Linked DNA regions of Homo sapiens: regions 1, 2, 4 and 5 are each linked to region 3. The links are chromatin contacts, found by Hi-C or POLR2A ChIA-PET in ENCODE. All regions are on one chromosome and are shown on one strand. Each heading gives the region's core, a stretch centred on a gene start or an enhancer-like site at or near the end of the contact. The rest is flanking DNA. Distances are from core to core; before and after follow the strand shown.

The links. A loop is a pair of places that touch in the nucleus more often than their neighbours do. ChIA-PET counts read pairs that join two places held with the same protein, here RNA polymerase II (POLR2A). Pooled maps may share reads with other maps.
Region 1: a loop to region 3 is called in a pooled map, with 3 times the contacts of the local background. The contact joins the enhancer-like site here to the promoter of BICDL1 in region 3. A Hi-C loop is called at or near these places in 2 of 50 pooled maps. POLR2A ChIA-PET finds 5 or more read pairs at or near these places in 6 of 52 experiments (AG04449, OCI-LY7, WTC11 and 2 more).
Region 2: a loop to region 3 is called in a pooled map, with 5 times the contacts of the local background. The contact joins the promoter of SIRT4 here to the promoter of BICDL1 in region 3. A Hi-C loop is called at or near these places in 2 of 168 maps with a recorded cell type or tissue (B cell and naive thymus-derived CD4-positive, alpha-beta T cell), 3 of 37 single-sample maps with no recorded cell type and 13 of 50 pooled maps. POLR2A ChIA-PET finds 5 or more read pairs at or near these places in 19 of 52 experiments (CD4-positive, alpha-beta T cell, CD4-positive, alpha-beta memory T cell, H1 and 13 more).
Region 4: a map of naive thymus-derived CD4-positive, alpha-beta T cell shows a loop between it and region 3 (8-fold over the local background). The contact joins the promoter of PXN here to the promoter of BICDL1 in region 3. A Hi-C loop is called at or near these places in 1 of 168 maps with a recorded cell type or tissue (naive thymus-derived CD4-positive, alpha-beta T cell), 5 of 37 single-sample maps with no recorded cell type and 9 of 50 pooled maps. POLR2A ChIA-PET finds 5 or more read pairs at or near these places in 2 of 52 experiments (CD4-positive, alpha-beta T cell and Panc1).
Region 5: a loop to region 3 is called in a map of naive thymus-derived CD4-positive, alpha-beta T cell, with 7 times the contacts of the local background. The contact joins the promoter of COX6A1 here to the promoter of BICDL1 in region 3. A Hi-C loop is called at or near these places in 1 of 168 maps with a recorded cell type or tissue (naive thymus-derived CD4-positive, alpha-beta T cell), 1 of 37 single-sample maps with no recorded cell type and 9 of 50 pooled maps.

Annotation. Positions count from the first base shown.
Region 1 is chr12:119,679,840-119,682,539 of GRCh38, reverse strand. It overlaps PRKAB1 (protein kinase AMP-activated non-catalytic subunit beta 1), which reads right to left. Exons shown (of 7, transcript NM_006253.5): 6 at 2,539-2,607; 7 at 921-2,292. The coding sequence ends at 2,215. All of the region lies in intron 1 of LOC124903033 (a long non-coding RNA gene), which reads left to right. Among named protein-coding and RNA genes, the nearest start is that of PRKAB1, 13 kb to the right of the region's middle. RefSeq lists enhancers at 179-308, 479-538, 2,134-2,700. Within about 2 kb of position 1,345, at least 3 of the 41 ENCODE cell types and tissues checked have a DNase peak (open chromatin) inside an H3K27ac peak, as active enhancers do.
Region 2 is chr12:120,300,944-120,303,643 of GRCh38, reverse strand. It overlaps SIRT4 (sirtuin 4), which reads right to left and starts at 1,323. Exons shown (of 4, transcript NM_012240.3): 1 at 1,266-1,323; 2 at 1-83. The coding sequence starts at 82.
Region 3 is chr12:119,987,953-119,990,652 of GRCh38, reverse strand. It overlaps BICDL1 (BICD family like cargo adaptor 1), which reads right to left and starts at 1,417. Exons shown (of 10, transcript NM_001367886.1): 1 at 356-1,417. The coding sequence starts at 784. RefSeq lists silencers at 440-649, 660-729, 780-869, 1,150-1,789, 1,810-1,869 and 1 more and enhancers at 1-772, 773-1,746.
Region 4 is chr12:120,264,361-120,267,060 of GRCh38, reverse strand. PXN (paxillin) reads left to right here and starts at 1,331. Exons shown (of 15, transcript NM_001385981.1): 1 at 1,331-1,444. The coding sequence starts at 1,432. RefSeq lists silencers at 1,024-1,303, 1,464-1,613.
Region 5 is chr12:120,436,863-120,439,562 of GRCh38, reverse strand. COX6A1 (cytochrome c oxidase subunit 6A1) reads right to left here and starts at 1,450. Exons shown (of 3, transcript NM_004373.4): 1 at 1,334-1,450; 2 at 1,042-1,184. The coding sequence starts at 1,436. It also overlaps the pseudogene LOC124903126. RefSeq lists enhancers at 756-1,277, 1,204-1,413.

The sequences.
Region 1 (2,700 bases), core at 96-2,595, 310 kb after region 3:
ACCCATAAAGGAAATGCTAATGAAGAAAGGATTACTTGGTCATAGGACACGATTTGACATATGGCTTTGCCCCTGTGATTTGGGCAAAACAAGGTCTCCTTTTCCACCTTTGTAAAATCACCATTAACCTTTAGCTTCTTGGGTATGGAGGCTTTCACTTGGTGGGCAGGCTTTCCGACTATAATGTGCTTTTTAAAGAAAATGAAATCCTTTGAATACGCACAGAGATGTGTTGTCTCTGACCATGTCCTCTTGTTTTGTGTCTCCTCCATCATCTCAGCAGTGACCTCACCTGGAAGTCCCCTGTGGCCCCAGGGCTTGGAGAACTCATGGGGTGACTGGCTCCAGTAAACCAGTCTTATTTTACATAGCATTTTCAGCTTGGGTTTTCTGCACCAGTGGGTAGAGCTCATTAGCATGCTTTTCTGCTAAATTTAAAATGTTTCCTGATACCTGAGAAGGCTTAAAGGAACACCCATAACCTTCCACCTTTTTGGAGGAGGGACACGGCCTCTTTTAGTGGATGAAAACAGCTCTGACTCCACAACGTCCTGCTCTCTCACACGCCAGGGTCACGATCCCAGGCTGTCCCACCGGGCTTGTTTAGGAGCAAAAGGAAACAAACCCTCTGGCCTGGGGACACCAACAACTGGCCGAAGCCAGGAGCCTCTGCTGTTACCCCTCTTCAGCTTCCCCTTGTGACTTGAGCTGTTCAGAGGGGCTCAGTTTTAGGGGTCCCTTAAGGTTCCAAACTGTGTGAATGGGTGTGAGTCACAGGACTGGTTCTCAGGCCTGGGCAGCTGGAGTAGCCCTGTCCGCTCAGAGCCACAAGAACGGTACTGAAACGCAACTCTCGAAGAGTTCCAGTCTCTTCTCCAAGGGACTGAATAAAATCAGAGCTCCTCCAGGCACATGTCCAATTATTTTTACAAAGTTTTATTGAAACTTGTCCATCAAGGTGACAGTAATTCACTGTTTTGAAAAGTCACAAAAAAGGGTACCCCCAAACTCAGGTATACCAAGTAAATACTGGAACCCAGGGAGCTCACTCCTCCCTCTCCCACCAGGAGCAAAGGGCATAACGGGAGCTTCCGCTGACTCACAGCAACCTGGGCTAGTGGGTACATCTGTGGCGACTCCCGGGAAACTGAGCTGCGTATAAAGAAGTCTGCTTTGGTCCAAAGGACATCTTCCTGACCCAGACTCAGAAGGCTGCTGTCAAGTTCTACATTCCTTTCAGAATAAGCAACAGCAACTGCTGCAGTCTTGCTAACTAGGGGCAGAGGTCCTGAGCAAGGTGCCACGGGACCTTGTAAAATCACGCTGTGTGATTTTATAGGGAAGAGGGCAGAGTGCCTCTCAAGTTTTCACGGTTAACACTGTCACCTATTATGACTGGAATAAAAAGCTGGACAACCTGCCAGCTAACTGGTCAGTCCTGAGGATCATCCAGCTGAATGGAGAAATCCGGCAGCAGGTTGAAAAGTCTGTTCTGAGAACAGATTATTGCTGAGCAGAGTTCATGTGACTTCTAGACGTGGTGACTTAAAAAATGGCCTTAAGGCTGCAGAGCCAGCCACCTCTGCTTACAAAAAGAGTACTTAGTGCACATGACTGTAAGAAACAATTGTAAAACCTCATCTAGAAATCAGAAAGCTTCTAATTTCTATAGAAATGACACCTCCCTGGAGCCGAGAGACAATCTGTTGTTGATTTTGAAGGACAGGCAAGACCAACACTGTATTTAGTTCCATAGCCAGGCCTCAACAGGGACAAGTGGCTGGCCTTAAAAACACACAGATGACTGGAAATGATGTGTGGCCTCAGTCCCTGTTTCCCAGAATTTTACTGGCAAAGGAGTTAGCATTCATTTTTGGCTTAAGAAAAATCGAGAATGTAGGTTTAGAACTGCACCCAGCCTCATGCACCGCGGGGCCAGGGCTGCAGATCCTCTGCCACCCCTCCCTCTTTTCTTGGACTTGATGAGTCCCCGAGGCTCAAAGCCATGGGGGTGCTAGGAGGACTGTCACAGACCGAGGCGCTGCAGGAGCTGCTCTGCCTGGACAAACCTTCAAGCAGGACCAGGGCAGGTATGAAATGTCTTCTGAAGAGTGTGAAATGAGCAATGTACAGTCCATTCCCTCTTGGGGAAAGCATGCACGTGTGGAGCCTGGTGGTGTGCTGTCTCCTGGGCCACCATCCGCCCCCAGCTCTTCATATGGGCTTGTATAACAAGGTGGTGACGTACTTCTTCTTGTACCGGTGGGTTGCGCTGAGCACCATCACTCCATCCTAAGGAACAAGGTGGAAATGATCAAAGGCTGGACTAAGGGGCTCAAGCCTCAGAGGACATGAGAATCATTAAGGGCTTCATAAAACCACAAATTCCCGGGCCAGCTTCAGAACCTGAGCCTGATGGCCTGTGCCAGACCCTGGAAGCTGCCCTTTAAGTCAGTCCCGCCAGGTCATTCCACTGCTGGGGGTCCTCAGAGCACACACTGGGCAACACAGCTCTCATGGGGACAGACATGTCATTACCTTGATAGACAGCGCGTATAGGTGGTTCAGCATGACGTGATTGGGCTCAGGAAGCAAAGCTGGATCACACTGTGAGGGAACAAAGGCAGCGGTGAGCATTTGGGATTTGGAAACCAAGATTCTCCCCTTTACTTCCCAGTGCCAGATATCAAAGGACAGGAG
Region 2 (2,700 bases), core at 74-2,573, 310 kb before region 3:
AGGCTTTCGAGCACGGCTGGCTGGGGTTTGCGATCCAACGGCCTTTTGCTGACCTGAAAGTCAACGCAAAGCTCATCTTCATTCTAGAGAAAAAGAAGCCTCATGTGAGAAACTGGGGTGGTTTTTTTTTTTTCTCATTTTTTGTTTGTTTGTTTTCGTTTTGTTTTTTGAGACAGAGTCTCCCTCTGTTGCCCAGGCTAGAGTACAGTGGCATGATCTTGGCTCACTGTAACCGCCGCCTCCCGGGTTCAAGTGATTCTCCTGCCTCAGCCTCCAGAATAGCTGGGACTACATGGCCACCATGCCCGGCTAATTATTGTATTTTTAGTAGAGGCAGGGTTTCACCATGTTGGCCAGGCTAGTCTCGAACTCCTGAGCTCTAGTGATCTGCCCGCCTCGGCCTCCCAACGTGCTGGAATTACAGGTGTGAGCCTCTGAGTCTGGCCCTAATGAGTCAGGTTTTGTTTGATTTTGTTCATGTAATTAAGCACACACACGCATTCCTTTTATTTTTTCATTTCCCCCTTATTTTAGTTTACCCTCCACTGCAAGCTCTGCTACTTGGACACATCAGAGAGACAAGACCCCTGCCCGTCAGCTTTTCTAGCTGTAACAATAGAGGGCCGGGTGCGGTGGCTCACGTCTGAAATCCCAGCACTTTGGGAGGCCGACGCAGGCAGATCACTTGAGATCAGGAGTTCGAGACATGCCTGGCCAACATGGTGAAACCCCGACTCTACTAAAAATACAAAAAAAATTAGCCGGGCATTGTGGCACGTGCCCGTAATCCCAGCTACTAGGGAGGCTGAGGCAGGAGAATTGCTTGAACCCGGGAGGCGGAGGTTGCAGTGAGCCGAGATCGCGCCGTTGCACTCCAGCCTGGGCGAAGAAGCAAGACTCCGTATCAAAAAAAAAAAAAAAAAGAAAAAGAAAAAACTTTGACATATTATTTGACACAATGCAATGCATAAATCCTCTAGTGACATGCACCCCGTATGTAAACATTATTTTATGTTTGGCTTTCCAGATCTGAGATCAGGACCCCGCTTTCTCCTTGACATTCCACAGCAAAACGTGAACAGCTGAACAAACACACAGTCCGGTTTCCCGAGACCAAAGGGTCAGGGGAAACCCCCGCTGAAAACGTGCATCAGTGGAACAACTACTCTCTTCCAGGTCCCACCGAGGGCAAAGAGGAGAAATAGAATCCCTCACAAGAAATCCACAACTTCTAGAAATCCGCAGCACACACAGAACACACTTACCTCTCACAGCTCTACGGACACTTCACACCCCACAGTGGGACCGTCTGATTGCATTTGCATTTTGGGACATGTAGTCCAGAAAGCTTAAATGATGCGAGAAAAACCACAAGTCCCACAATCCTCCGCGTCTCGCAATTGACAGCCCCAGATCATCCAGGAACGCCCCCTGTCGGCTCTTTCTGGTCAGAGGTTCCCCCGTTAATATAAAAGCTTTTAATCATGGATTTTTTTCTTTGTTTTCAATTTCTGTGGGCACTTAGTAGGTGTATATATTTATAGTGTACATAAGATTTTTTTTCTTTTTTCTTTTTTTTTTTTAAGACGGAGTTGTTGTTTTTTTTTTTTGAAAAAACTCCAGTCTGGAGTGCAGTGGCACGATCTCGGCTCACTGCAACCTCCCTCTCCCGGGTTCAACCGATTCTCCTGCCTCAGCCTCCCGAGTAGCTGGGATTATTTTTGTATTTTTAGTAGAGACGGGGGTTTCGCCATGTTGGCCAGGCTCGTCTTGAACTCCTAACCTCAGGTGATCCGCACGCCTTGACCTCCCAAAGTGCTGGGATTATAGGCGTGAGCCACTGCGCCCGGCCATCTTTTCTCTTATTTTTTGTCTTTTTTTCTTTTCTCTGTGCCTGTCTATGCTTTACCCACATGAGATGTTTTGATACAAACATGCAATGTGAAATGAGCACGTCATTAATCATGGATCTAGATTTGACTTTTTTTTAAAGTTTTTGTATTTTTAGTAGAGACAGAGTTTCACCATGTTGGCCAGGCTGGTCTCGAACTCCCGACCTCAGGTGATCCGCCAACCTCGGCCCCCCAAAATGCTGGGATTACAGGCCTGAGCCACTGTTCCCGGCCTAGATTTGACTCATTCTAAACATCAGAGTTTGTGATCCTTTTCATTCACAACGACAGTATCAAGTTATTTGCTATTGGTAAAATACCTTGAACTTGTGAAGAAATGTGTTTATACATATCTGAAAAAGTGATAGTTTGTTGTTGTTGTTGTTGTTGTTTGTTTGTTTGTTTTTGAGACGGAGTCTCGCTCTGTTGCCCAGGCTGGAGTGCAATGGTGCCATTTCGGCTCACTGCAACCTCCGCCTCCCGGGTTCAAGCAATTCTCCTGCCTCAGCCTCCTGAGTAGCAGGGATTATGGGCGCATGCCACTACGCCCGGTTAATTTTTTTATTTTTAGTAGAGACAAGGTTTCACCATGTTAGCCAGGATGGTCTTGATCTCCTGACCTCGTGATCTGCCCACCCTAGCCTCCCAAAGTACTGGGATTACAGGCGTAAGCCACTGTGCCCAGCCAAAAGTGATGTTTTTACAGTTAATATGAAGCCAAATATATTATACCTGGACTAATGTACTTAACCTGCTTGGCTTCTCCAATTTTATTTATCATATTTTTTTTATTAAGTTAATCAAACAA
Region 3 (2,700 bases), core at 168-2,667:
TGCAACATATTTTAAATGCTTCCCGACTTCCTCATTTCTCTGTATGCAGACATCACCTCAGTGCTATATAGTCATACTGTAAGCTCTATTTTAGATGCTGGGTACAGTACGTATATAGAACGGCCCACAGCGGCTGGAGCCACGCATGGACCCATTTGCTGTGAGCGGGGTGGGGAAGTCAAGTGGGTTCAACGAAATCTGATAATCCTCCATCCTCCCTCCCCCATTCATTCCAGATTTTCTGCGAGGTAGGGTGAGCAACGAAGTGGGGGTGAGTGGTTCCCTAACTGCCCAGGGCCGGGCGCGTGCCTGGGCGGCCCCTGCTCCCCACCCATCCCTGGAGGGAGGTCCTCACCTCGAGCTTGTCTGTCAGCTCCTTATGCATCTGCTCGTACTGCCGGCTCATGTCCTGGTTCCTCTCGAGCAGCGCCTTACCCAGCCGGGCCGCCAACACCAGATCCTTCTCCTTCTGTCGGATCACCGACAGCAGCTCGGGGTCCTGGGAGGGCGGCGGCTGCGGTCCGGCCCCCTCGGCCAGAGACCCAGGCTCGGCCTGAGGGTGTTCCCCGGGGTCGGACGGCCGCTCCCCGGCCGCCAGCAGCGCCAGCTCCTCCTCTAACGCCAGTTCTAGCTCCCCGGAGCCCCCGGGGAAGATGAGGGCGGCGGCGGCGGCGGGACTCCGGACTGCGTCCCCGGCCGCGGCGGGCAGCTCCATGCAGCAGGCGCTGTCCGGCTCGGCGGGTGCTGAAGCGCGGCCGACCAAGCCCAGGCAGAAAGCGGACATGGCCCGCGCGCGCGGAGCCCGCAGCGGTGCGGCCCGGCCCGCGCGCGCCAGGCTGCAGGGGGGAGGGGCCCTGCCGCGCCGCCCCGCGTCCCGCGCCTCGCCTCGCGCCGCGGCACGCGCCCCCGGGTCCCCGCGAGCCCTGGGCGCGGCGCGCGCCGGCCCGCCCCTCCCCCGCGCCGGCGGCACGCGCCCCCTCCCCCGCCCCCGGGCTCAGCTGCTCAGGCGCGCGCGGGAGGAGGGGGTGGGGGTAGTGGCGGAGTAGGTGGTGGGAACGGGAAGGCTGGGGAAGGGAGGACTCAGGAACAGAGACTGAGGGTCGGCGAAGCGGGAGGGGAGGAAGCGAGGAGGAACGCCGCCGCCGGGTTCTCAGCCGCCCTGTTGCCGCTGCCGCTGCTGCTGCTGCTGCCGCCGCCGGCCGGGCAGCGCCTCACGGGGCGGGCTGCGCTCCGCTGTCGCCGCGACGCTTCCTGCTGCTGCTGCTGTTGCCGGCGGCCGCTCTCTGCAGCCGCACTCCATGACCCCCGGCTCCGCGGCAGCCCCAGCAGCAGCGGCGGCGACGGCGGCTGCTGCTGCTGCAGGGGCCGAGGCGGCGGCTCCACATCGCGCGCCGCGCAACCCGGCGAGCTCCTTCCTGCCTTCCCCGGCTCCTCCCGGCTCACCGGGCCGGCAGCGCCCCGCCCCGGGCTTCCGGCCGCGTCCCCTCGCCCCGCCCCTTGCCGGCGCCTGACGCGCGCGGGCACCTGTTCGCCCCGCCCGCGCGGGATTCGCCGGCTCGCGGGTCTCCTCAGCGACGCCCAGGTGGCGCCGGCGGCCTTAACCCCTGCTCTGCCTCACGCCCTGCGGGCGGCTGCGCGCGCCGCCTGCGGAGGCGGCTGGCGCATCCCTCACGGTCCTGGCTGCCTCACCGCGCGGCCACGCCCCCAGCCTTGCACCCACTTCGGGGTGCGGTTCCGCCCTCAGCCTCGCTCAGAGCTGGGGTGTGGCCACGCCCTCAGCTCTCGTACCTCGGGGTGTGGCCTCGCACCCGGCCTCGCTCTCACCTCGGACGGAGCGCGGCCCCGCCCACCGCCTGCTGCTCACCTCCAGGCGCGGCCCCGCCCCCAGCTACTTGGAAGCCGGGGCGCGCCTCAGAGTTCTGTTGCCGCATCTCTGGTGGTGTCTGGGGCAAAGGGGACTGAGGACATTCCTCCAAGACTGGTGACCCGGCCCCGAGAAAGACATACCCTCACGAAATTTAGGTCTGGGCCCCCAGGAGAACTAAGCAGTCAGGAGAGGGAGCCCTAGAGAGCAGTAGGAGGAGGGAGGACTTCGGAAACCAGGCATCTTCATGCTGATGACTCAGGGATATGAAGGACCAGATGCTTCGCAGATCAGCAGCCCGGAGAGAAAGGGTTTCTGCGGAGAAATAACGGAAAAAACTGCTCACAGATGGGAATACGAAGCAAAGAACCTCCCTAATAATAACTACCGTTTATTCGGCACTCAGTGTGTGCCATGTCCTGTATTAAGTGCTTGATAGTCATTATTTTAGATAATCCTCACAAGAACTTTATAAAATCAGTACTGCCGCTTGTCATTTTAACAGAGAAGGAAATTAAAGCCTGAGAGATGGCATCGTCTGCCCAGGTCATTACAACTGGTAGAGTCAGGATTGAGATCTAGCCAGGCCGACGCCAGGGATCACGTGAATCATTATTCTTTATTTTCTTCACATAGAAGCAGTCTTGAGGAAGATAAATGGTCCTTTGTGACCAAGATGGATTGGGTGGATATGGAAGGAACATTTCCTCAATGATTAAAGGAAGGTTTGGAGAGCCTACTGGGTGACTTGCAGTCATTCCTTGGTGTTGACCTCGTTGGTGGTGCTACGTGTCTCCTATTTCCAGAAACAATCCCATCTAAAGCTAGAATTCGTC
Region 4 (2,700 bases), core at 82-2,581, 280 kb before region 3:
AACCTGGGAGGCGGAGGTTGCAGTGAGCTGAGATTGCACCACTGCACTCCAACCTGGGCGACAGATTGGGACTCCATCTCAAACAAAAACAAAAACACAAAAACTAAAACAAAATAGAGGTATGTGCAAGATGCTGGAAAACCACGCAATAGAGTGTTTGAGGAACAGTCTTTGGTCTTGAATTTATTATAGGAGAATGTGGCAGCCACAGAAGCTGCTTGGATCTGCCTTTATAAAATGACTGAACATGGTGGGAGCATTGGAACCCGGATACTTCTGCCCAAGGAGACTTCTCATTTTTTTTGTCCTGGAATTCCCTGATGGGTTGACCTGTTTGTCAGATCTGAGTCTCCTTGCCCAACCCTGCTTATTTCCCCTTCTCTGTCACGGGCATTACCCCTAGCTTTATCTCAGCATCTCATCTGCTTTCTGGAGGACCTGATCTGACCCAGAAGGCCTGGATTCTTGAGGGACAAGGGGAACTCGAAGCTGTACTTGCAGAGCAGTTTTATATAAAATCCACAAACTGCCATCACCCATCCCAACGGGTAGGGAAGTACCTCTAGGAGGATTAATTTAGAGAATAGCTATATAGTGTCTGTCTATTCAGACACTCAATAAATGGTAGTTGTTATTATTACCCAATTTCCGAGTGTGTGGGAGCACTGGGTGTGACTTTCCTGTAGTTTTCCCTTTAATGTCTAATCTGGGGACCCCTCTGCCCCATGCAGTTTTGGAAAAGTGTCTAGGGAGGGTGGCTGTGTGGAAGTAATATTAAGAGAGATGGAACCACACAGGTATTGGGTTTGGGCCAGAAAGGGTGAACTGCGAGCTGCACTGCCATTGATCCAGAGGACGACCCCAGGAAAGGTCAGCCACGGGCTCCGGGCCTTGCCTGGTACTGATTTATGGTCCTCCTGGGTGGTGACCTACAGGTGACAGACGGACAGGTGGGCAAAACTGACTGTCCAGTGGACAGGCATGTGATGACCCAGTGGCTGACGAATGCACAGACACATGGCTGACTGTGGACGGATTTGTCATCCGCAGGGTCAGGCAAGTGACTTTGAGAGGGACAGAAAGATGGATGGGAGTGGCTGGAGGCCTGGGAGCCGCCCACCTGCCCGCTTAGCCGCGAGGGGGCGCCACCGCCCCGCCCAGCGACGCCCACTGCCCGGGCTCTTGGCGGGGGCGGGACCAGCGTGCGCAGGGGGCGGGGCCAGCAAGCTCGCGGGGGTGTCCGGGGGCGGGGCGCGCGTGCACAGGGGGCGGCCGGGGGCGGGGCGCGCGGCGGGCGCGGGCGCGGGCGCGCGCGGCGGCGGCGCGTTCCGTTCCGGGCCGAGGCTCGCGGCGGAAAAGTTGCGGGGCATAGACGAGCGGCCCCGGGACGGGCAGCTAGCGCGACCCTGAGCCGGCGCCCGTGGTCCGGCCATGGACGACCTCGGTGAGTGAGCGGGAGGCCGAGGGAGGAGGAGGCGAGAGGCGCGCAGCTTGGGGCCAGGAGGGCGCCAGCGAGCGGCAGGGGCCGCGGGATCCCACCCTCGGCGGCCCCGGCCTCAGCTCCTGTCCCTGCCGGCCGGGGCTCCGCGGGGCTGGGATCCCTAACCGGGCCTTAGTCTCGGGCCAGGCCGGCCCCGGCACCGACCGCACAGCAGCGACCCCCCGTCTGGGACGGCTTCACCTCTGGACCCCCGACCTCGGGGACCCATCACCATCTCCCAGAAGGGCCCCAGGGACCAGCCCGCCCCTCAGGGACCCACCCCGTCCGCTGCAGGGACGAGACTTCCTGCGGCAGACCACCTCGTCAGCTACGGGACCCTCACCTCGCAGACCTCTCCCCACCCCCACCTCACAGATCGACCGCCCAACTCGGGGAGCAGCTGCCCGATCTCATGGGCTGCTCCCTCATTTCCTCGACCTGCTCCCCGTCCCTCCAGGGCCGCCCCCCACTTCACAGACTAGCACCCCCCTTCAGGGATAACCCCTCGGAGCCCACCCCTTTCATTTCACAAGTCAGATGCAAAAGCTAGAGATGAGCGTGTGATGACCACACCCCCATTTCAAAGACAAGTTTCCCAGTCTGCCTGCTCTTCTGACCCCCCACTTCAAATCTGGTCACCCCGTTTCAAGGACCCATCACTCATTTTCTCTCACTGACCTCCCCGCTCTGTGGACCAGCCCCTCAATTCACAGACCAGTCCGTCTACCATGGTATCTAAGTCTAGAACGGTAATTTGGGAGTCCTGATTCTCTCCCCACCCCTAGATTCTGGTGAAATGCCAGGGGAATGAGGTGGAAGGTGGGCCCCAAGGTATGACCATCCCTGAACGTGTCCTGGCTAGCAGAGTCCCCTCCACCCTCTCTGCGTCAGGCCCTGCTGGAAGCCACGCAGGTGAAAGAGGACAGGATGCCCAGAACAGAGTTTTACTGTTTTCCTGTTATTGGAGCCCCAAGGCTACTCTTTTCAGTCCAGTCTTGATCTGGTGTTAGGGGAAAGAAAGTATCTCCTGGAAGCCGACTCTAAACCCAAGGGGGTTGGTGCCAGGGTTCTAGGAATGCCTTGGGTGGCGTGAACGCAGGAGTGGGAGGATTCGCTGTCTCTCCCTCCCCTTCACGCCTGTAGCTGGAGGGCCCTGAGCTTGGGAGGTGAGGAGGGGGGCAACGTTTCTTCTCTGCAGGAGCCTTGTCTTTCCTCTCTGG
Region 5 (2,700 bases), core at 201-2,700, 450 kb before region 3:
AGATCAAGTATATTATTACTATTTTTTTTTGAGACGGAGTTTCACTCCTGTTGCCCAGGCTGCAGTGCAATGGCTGGATCTTGGCTCACTGCAACCTCCTCCTCCTGGGTTCAACCTCCTAGATTCTCCCACCGCAGCCTCCCGAGTAGCTGGGATTACAGGCGCCCGCCACCACGCCCGGCTACTTTTTGTACTTTTAGTAGAGATAGTGTTTCGCCATGTTGACGAGGCTGGTCTTGAACTCCTGACCTCCGGCGATCCACCCACCTTGGCCTCCCAAAGTGCTGGGATTACAGGCGTGAGCCACCGCGCATGGCCAGTATTGAAGAATCAGAATAAGCCCTTGTTAAAGATACAGCAAACAACAGAGGACACAACATTGTAATATATCTACATCAACAACCAATGATAAAACAGTCGAGAAAAGGTATTGGTGGGGAATAGAGAAAGCTGTCAGTCTCTTCATTATGCAACTAGTAGCTGCCAGATGCCCATGTTTTGTTGTTGCTGTTTTGTTTTGTTTTGAGACCAGAGTCTCGCTCTGTTGCCCAGGCCGGAGTGCAGTGGCACGATCTCAGCTCCCTGCAAACTCCGCCTCCTAGGTTCAAGGGATTCTCCTGCTTCAGCCTCCCATGTAGCTGCTGGGTTCGCTTACGCGAACCACCTTCAGACTTTGCCACTCTAATTGGATTTCCCAAACCTCCAGGCTTTACACAACGGACACCTGTTTCAGAACTGTCTCAGAAGTAAAAAAAAAAAAAAAAAAAAAAAAAAGAACTGTCTCAGAAGGCAGGAGGTAGGATGAATCGGAGAAAAGGGAAACTGAAGAGCACTTATTGTATGACCTTGAAGAAGAGAATTGAGACGTAATCCCAAGTGTCAGCTGTCCATCCACAAAATGGAAGAAAATACATTTTCTGTTTGTGAGGATAAACAAGCTGTACACGCCTGGCACCCATGCCTTCAGAGAATGAAGAACTTGCACTAAGGCACACATAACGAAAAGAGAACGGACGCTTGAAGAGATGTACAAGGGCGTACCTTGGTCCTGATGCGGAGATGGGGGTAGGCGATGAACTCGGGTCTCTCGTGCTCTCCGTGGTGCGACTTCAGGTACACATTCAGCATGCTGACTGCCACCCCGGGGAGCGCGACGAAGAAGGTGAGAGTCTTCCACATGCGAGCTGCGGAGAAGCCACAAACGTTCAGCGCCGGTATGGGGCGGGCCCGGGTCTCACTTTCCCTCCCGCAAGGCCTCGGGCCAAGGTCACAGTCCCTCCCTGTCTCGCCCGAGTGGGGCTGAGGCTCGACCCGTCGACCCCGGCCCCAGTACCTGAGCCCTCTTCGCCATGGGCGCCACTCGACATAGGCCGCCCCAGCTGTGGGCGGGACCGACCCAGCAGCCGAGAAACCGAGGACACACCAACTACCGCCATTTTTGATCTGGACTGCCGCAGCGCCGGAAGCGGAAGTGGAAAATTGGCTCTGGGGGCGGTACTACAACCTCCAAAGGAAGTTACTATTGGGCGCCGCCCTCCCACTGGCATTAACCTGAGCACTATCATCCGGGACGACGGAGTCCTTGTCAAAATCCTCGGCATCTCGGGCAAGAGAGAGCATGCGCTCTGCACCTCCCTTCAGGCTTTACCGTTTCCTTCGTGCGCATGCGTGTGCCCTCCGGTCTCCCTACCGTCCCCACCTGGGCGAGGCGGAAGCTCAAGAGAGGTTTGTGCAGGGTGCCCTGGTACCTGGAATCGCTCCCTTCGTTGGAGTCCATGGACGGGCATCTGGAGGTTCTGATCCCAGACCGCCCTATCTAAAATTCCGTTCCCCTTCCTCGCCATCCTCCGACTGCGTTTTCTCATAGCACATAACATTGCACCTTCGTCGTTATATTATTATTTTGTCTGTCTCCCCCACTAGAATATAAAGTCTGTGATACCAAGAGTTTGGCACTGCAGCATTCTCAGAATAATCTGGGAATGGTGTAATTTGGAATCATACCTGGCACATACCAGATACTTGATATAAATTTGCTGAATGAATGGATGAATGAATGAATAGCAACAGAAAGTATAAAGAGCACTGAAATTGGTGCCAGCAGACCTGGATCCTAATCCTGACTCAACAGTCTCATCTTTTTTTTTTTTTTTTTTTTTTTTTTTTTTGAGACGGAGTTTGACTCTTGTTGCTTAGGCTGGAGTGCAGCGGTGCAATCTTGGCTCACTGCAACCTCTGCATCCCAGGTTCAAGCAGTTCTACTGCCTCAGCCTCCTGAATAGCTGGGATTACAGGCACGCACCACCATGCCTGGCTAATTTTTTTTTTTGTACTTTGGTAGAGACAGGGTTTCACCATATTGGCCAGGATGGTCTCCATCTCCTGACCTTGTGATCCGCCTTCCTCGGCCTCCCAAAGTGCTGGGATTACAGGCGTGAGCCACTGTGCCCGGCCTTTTTTTTTTTTTTTTTTTTTTTTTTCAATAGGCCCCTTTGAGAATGTAATGAGGACCAGCGTGGTGGCTCATGGCTGTAATCCCAACACTTTGAGAGGCCGAGGCGGACAGATTGCTTGAGCTTGAGAGTTTGAGACCAGCCTGGGCAACAAAGCTTTTTTCTTTATTAGAAAAAAAAAGAATCTAATGAAAGCTTTGAACCCTTTCCTCTAAAGACACACCTATGTGTAAACACACAGTATAGC